Linked DNA regions of Homo sapiens: region 2 is linked to region 1. Evidence: chromatin loops called from intact Hi-C (ENCODE). Cell type or tissue: GM12878. All regions are shown on one strand. Links, peaks and the distances in the headings refer to the core of each region. The heading gives the core; the rest is flanking DNA.

Region 1 (2,917 bases), core at 324-2,823:
GACTTGGTGAGGGTTCAAACAACCTAAGCACAAGCAGTTGACTTTTTTTTTTTTTGAGACAGAGTCTCGCTATCTTGCCCAGGCTAGAGCGTAGTGGCATGATCTCGGCTCACTGCAACCTCCGCCTCCCAGGTTCAAGTGATTCTTCTGCCTCAGCCTCCTGAGTAGCTGGCATTAGAGGCGTGTGCCATCATGCCCGGCTAATTTTTTGTATTTTTAGTAGAGACAGGGTTTCATCATGTTGGCCAGGCTGGTCTCGAACTCTTGACCTCAAGTGGTCCATCTGCCTCAGCCTCCCAAAGGGCTGGGATTATAGGCGTGAGCCACCACCAGTTGACATTTCTTGGACTCTTAGAGAATGCTCTGCATGTATTAATTCAATTGGCACAATTGAGTTAGTACAATTAGCAAGCACTACAACTAACGCAGGCCGAGAACCTGAAGCTTAATGAGGCTGACATGCACCAGAGTGAGTAGCAGGGCCTAGATCCTAACCCAGCATGGTAACTCCTCCACCACGTTGCCTCTGGGACGTGACTTTGAAGATCTCAACTGTGTCCTTCTCTCCAGGCCACCCTTCTGTGGCCATCCCTAGTTCATTCTGACAGCCAATACCCCATCAGAAATGTCTCTTAATATCAGACTAAATGGGGCCAGTAAACCAGTGTCCCTCTAGTCTAGCCAGCTGGGTGGAGAGGAGACTTGTGGTTTCCTGGGCCCTGAAGCGCTGACAGCCCTCCTTCAGGTACCCTTTACGTCCCACCTCAAAAGTCCCCAAGTCAGCTCTTCCCACAGGCTTTGGTTCAGAATCCTCCAGAAAGGTGGTTTGATTCTACAAAAGGAGTTTGAAGGCTGGTTCCACGAGCCTCAGCACCCCAGCCTCTGCTTCCCCAGAGGATGCGGAGGTCTCTGCTCAGGAGCTCATCAGTCCTGGTCTCTGGGTGGATGGCCCCAGGTGGGCTATCCTGGTGGAAGCAGGAGGCAGGGCCAAGAGGTGGCACCCAGGGATAGATTTCAATGGCAGGACACACATCTCACTCCTGGGCTTAAAGGAGCATGGTTAAGAGCCAGAGAGGAGACAGAGAGGCTTTTCCTGAACCAGGAAAGCCCAAGGCTGGGTGCTGTTTTCCATGTGGGGTGAAACTGGCAGTGGCCTGAACCCCTGGACATCCGTCCAGTCCAAGACCCTGATTGCCCCCAGCACGGTCACTACCTTCCTCCGGCCTTGAGCAAGCAGCCGCCACTGCACTTCACCTCTCGGCCACCAGGGGTCAGAACGACTGCATCCACAGCCACGTCAAGGCCCAAACCTTGATTCAAAAAGCCTTTATCAAAAGGTGGTAATTTGCTTTCAATGCTGTCTCATTTCACACTTGTATTTCCTTTGAATGCTACACTGTATCTTATATGTATAAAAATATATGTAACATACACATATAATGAGGCATAGTAATAATAGAAACACCCATAAACCAGCAGCTTAGGAAATGGAGCTTTACAAAGACTGCTGCAGTGACCTCTATTTCCCTCCACCCCATCCCCCTGCCTCTCTCCCAGAGGTGGCCAGTATCCCAAAAATATATATTTTTATTTTTATTTATTTATTTATTTATTTTGAGACTGAGTCTCCCTGTGTCGCCCAGGCTAGAATGCAATGGTGCGATCTCGGCTCACTGCAACTTCCACCTCCCGGGTTCAAACGATTCTCCTGCTTCTGCCTCCCAAGGAGTTTGGATTACAGGCATGCACCACCACACCCAGCTAATTTTTTGTATTTTTAGTAGAGACAGGGTTTCACCATGTTGGTCAGGCTCAAACTTCTGACCTCAGGTGATCCACCCACCTCGGCCTCCCAGAGCGCTGGAATTACAGGCGTGAGCCACCGCGCCTGGCTGAAAATACATATTTTTAATCATTCCCTTGCTCTTCTTCTAAAAAGCTGCCAATCAACAGATATAAAATTTCAGTTATGCAAAATGAGTAAGTGCTAGAGATCTGCTGTATAACACTGTACAGCATAATTAACAATATTGAATTGCACACTTCAAGATATGTTAAGAGGGTAGATCTCATAGTAAGTGTTCTTTCCACAATTTAAAATATACAATTCACACATCAGGAAGTTTGCCATCTTAAACTGTACAATTCAGTGATTTTTAGAACATTTACAAACTTATGCATTCGTCACCAATCTCGGGTTCCAAGACATTTCATCCTCCCAAGAAGAAACTTGTATCCATCGGCAGTCACCCCCGACTCCCCTTCCCTTCAACCCTGAAACCATTCATCTACTTTTTGTCTCAATGGGTTTGCCCACTCTGGACATTTCACATAAATGAAATAATAAAATACATGGACTTCTGTGTCTGGCTTTCAAGTTAGCATAATGTTTTCAGGGTTCATCTACCTTGTAGCATGTATGCATATTTTATTTCTCTTTATGGCTGAATAATATTCCACTGTATGGATATTCACCTTGCTCTTTGTCTTAAAAATATATTTAACACGTACATATATCTAAATATTATGTTGCTTAGTGTAGCTTTTTTGAACTTTATAATTATGATATCATGTTTATAGTCTTTTGAAACTTGCTTTTTCTGTCCGACATTATGCTTCTGTGGTTCACTGACTTACTACATTTAGCTATAGTGCATTCATTTTCAGTGTGGTGTAATATTCCATTGTGCAGGTAAATGATCATGTAGTGCTCTAGTCTCCTGCCAATGGATGTCTGTTTCTTTTTCCCCCTCAATTTTATGCTATTACAAATAGAGTTGTGGACATTTTTGTGCATACTGCTCAGGGCACACATGCAAGAATTTTGAGGAAACAGTTTTTTGATTCTTTGATCACCACTCCCATAAGAAATACATTTTACATTGCAACCCAGCATAACACAGATTCATGTAACCAG
Region 2 (2,917 bases), core at 200-2,699, 100 kb after region 1:
GCCATATCTGTTTCTGCTCATTATGGCATCTAAGTATCTACCTATCACAGTGGAGGACGTGTAGTAGACACTCAGTAAATGAATGAATACATGAGGGAATAAGCAATGAAGATCATTACCTATTCTTGTGCTCAGGGAATAATATTGTCTTGTATCCTTCTATCACCAGGAGATTTCAAACCAGTAGGAGATGAGTGTGAAGTCTTTGTCTAGTGGGACCCATAGTGTTACAATAAATGTAATCCATGTTCATCTGCAATATAGAGGCACAAGAATAAAAATGAGGGTGGTGATGGCTTTGCTGGGAGGCCTCTCTGTGCCAGCTGCCTGAGACATGGCTGCTTCCAAAAAGCTGCTGGCTACTCTCATGTTCAGTGTCATGCACCTCCCTGCCTCAGTGACCTTTGACATCTTTAGTAATATCTGTGATATTCAGCCCTTGCCAGGCAGGGCCTCTGTCACATTCCTACTACCTCCTTGCAGATGGCCCACGGATTCATCATCATCATCATCATCATCATCATCATCATCATCATCATGATCAGATCTTCACTGAACATCCTAATGTCCAAGGTACTGTGCTAAATCCTGGGGAAGCACGGCTGGGTGGGAGCTGGTGAGATAGTGGTGAATGTGATATGACCTGGCCTGTTTTACCATTCAGCTAGTGGGGGAGATAAGATATGCGCTTAAAAAAGCTTATGCCGAGTGCAGTGGCTCACACCTGTAATCCCAGCACTCTGGGAGTGAGTTTGAGATAGAGCTGTGGGTTTGGGCTGAGCCAGGGTGTTCCCCATTGCATCATCCACACCCCCATTTTCCATGCTCAGACACCAGTTTTTGGACCTCACTCCCATCCTCCCACTACACTGCCCAAACTCAAGAGGGAGCAGGACAGGAGTCTCTTTGAGGAAATGCTTGCCTTGTCGCTCTAGAACAGGTGCAATGCCTTGTACCTTGCAGTACCTCATTAGAATGCTGATGAATGTAGAATGAGAGAAAGAATGAATGAGTCAAAAGACCACCCCCAATGGCACTCATCACCCTGAGAACAGCTCAGCTTTAATGGGGTGATGCAGTGCTCCTGGGTCTCACCCCACTGATCCCAGTGAAGAACATCCCACTGATGAAGTCATCCCCCCTGAGTCATTTCCTGGGAAGTGGCTTGGAGAACAAGCTCCCTTTGGCTTGCTTAGCCTTCCAGGACTTGGCTTAGGGCGCCACCTAGTGGCAGACCTAGGAAAGGCTCTCCTGCTCACTCCACTCACTCCACCCACTCCACCATGCTGGCCAGCCTGAATCCCCCAGGCTAGAACAACCGCAAACCAGGGCCCCATGACAGCTAAGTCAACCCTCCTGCAAGTCCTCGTCCCCCATGACTATATTCCCACTGTGTGGCTTTGGCCCTGAGCATCCTCTTGAGGAAAGATGTCACCATATGTCAGCTTCTTAGATGTCCTTAGGGCATCCTGCTCTCAGAGCGATCCAGCCCATGTATGGGCAGAGCTAGGGGCACTCTCCAAACCTTAAGGATTCCGGAGGGGTCTTAAAGTTTCCCAGTTTTACCTCTATATCTGCATCCTATTCATGCCGCTCCTTCTGTACACCATGTACCCCATTAGACAACACCCCAGCCTCCACACGCCAGAGTGAAGAGCACACTTTACTGAACATCTAGAGTCAGAAGGCAGGGATCAAGTGGTCGGGGGGTGAAGGGGCAGGTAGGGGGTGGCAATGTTGGCAAATCATTTAAAGCTGAGCGTTAGACATCCCTGTTCAATCCTGTGCAGGATATATGAAGGTACAGGGATCAGGTCAACATGACGCCATTTGCAGACCTAACCTTATAGTAGGAAGACTGGCTCCAAGGCAGCTGGGGTTCTGGATACAAGAGTGCTGTGCTGTGCACATAGACAAGAGCCCTGCTCTCAAGAAGCTTACATTCTAGTAAGGAATGGGAGACAGGCAACAGACAACTGAACAAGTAAGTAAACTGATGATTTCTGTAGTATTAAGTGTCATAAAGAAAATAAAATGACGGCCGGGTGCGGTGGCTCAAGCCTGTAACACCAGCACTTTGGGAGGCCGGGGCAGGCGGATCACCTGAGGCCAGGAGTTCGAGACCAGCCCGACCAACATGGAGAAACCCTGTCTCTACAAAAAATACAAAAATTAGCCAGGTGTGGTAGCACATGCCTGTAATCCTAGCTACTCGGGAGGTTGAGGCAGGAGAATTGCTTGAACCCGGGAGGTGGAGGTTGCAGTGAGCCGAGATTGTGGCATCACTCCAGCCTAGGCAACAAGAACAAAACTCCACCTCAAAAAAAAAAAAAAAAGAAAGAAAGAAAGAAAGAAAAGAAAATGATATGAAATGATAGGAAGTGGCTGGTGGGGCTGGGTGTGGTGGCTTCCTGTAATCCCAGCACTTTGGGAGGTCGAGGCGGGTGGATCCCTTGAGCTCAGGATGGTAAAACCCTGTCTTTACAAAAAATACAAAAACTAGCCAGGCGTGGTGGAGTATGCCTGTAGTCTCAGGTACTTGGAAGGCTGAGGGGGGAGGATCACTTGAGCCCAGGAGATTGAGGCTGCAGTGAGCGGAGATCACACCACTGCACTCCAGCCTAGGCAACAGAGAGAGACACCCCCCGCCCCGCCAAAAAAAATTAATTAATTAATTAAAAATATTTTTGGCCGGACGCGGTGGCTCACCTCTACCCAGAGACTGTCACAGCCAAGAGGAGCCTATGGAGACATGGCAACTAATTATGACACCCTGGATCAGATGCTGGAATAGAAGAAGGATGTTAGGGCCGGGCGCAGTGGCTCACGCCTGTAATCCCAGCAGTTTGGGAGGCTGAGGTGGGCGGATCACCTGAGGTCAGGAGTTCGAGAGCAGCCTGGCCAACATGGCAAAACC

Evidence for each region. Peaks named below come from ENCODE experiments on the same cell type or tissue, not always from the same donor. Only the 100,000 strongest peaks of a DNase experiment are listed, where the experiment ranks them.
Region 2: it touches region 1 in a loop (13-fold over the local background); 107 of 110 quality-filtered maps call a loop at or near these places.

Annotation. Positions count from the first base shown.
Region 1 is chr11:117,842,897-117,845,813 of GRCh38, forward strand. The region is part of intron 1 of FXYD6-FXYD2 (FXYD6-FXYD2 readthrough); the gene reads right to left. The region is part of intron 1 of FXYD6 (FXYD domain containing ion transport regulator 6); the gene reads right to left. Among named protein-coding and RNA genes, the nearest start is that of FXYD6-AS1, 11 kb to the left of the region's middle. RefSeq lists an enhancer at 1-15. In GM12878, for the core only: a CTCF peak has its summit at 1,269 (motif pointing right); no DNase peak of the experiment used is centred there.
Region 2 is chr11:117,945,869-117,948,785 of GRCh38, forward strand. No RefSeq gene overlaps it. Among named protein-coding and RNA genes, the nearest start is that of TMPRSS13, 18 kb to the left of the region's middle. In GM12878, for the core only: a CTCF peak has its summit at 1,221 (motif pointing left); a DNase peak (open chromatin) is centred at 1,123; H3K27ac peaks cover 66 bases.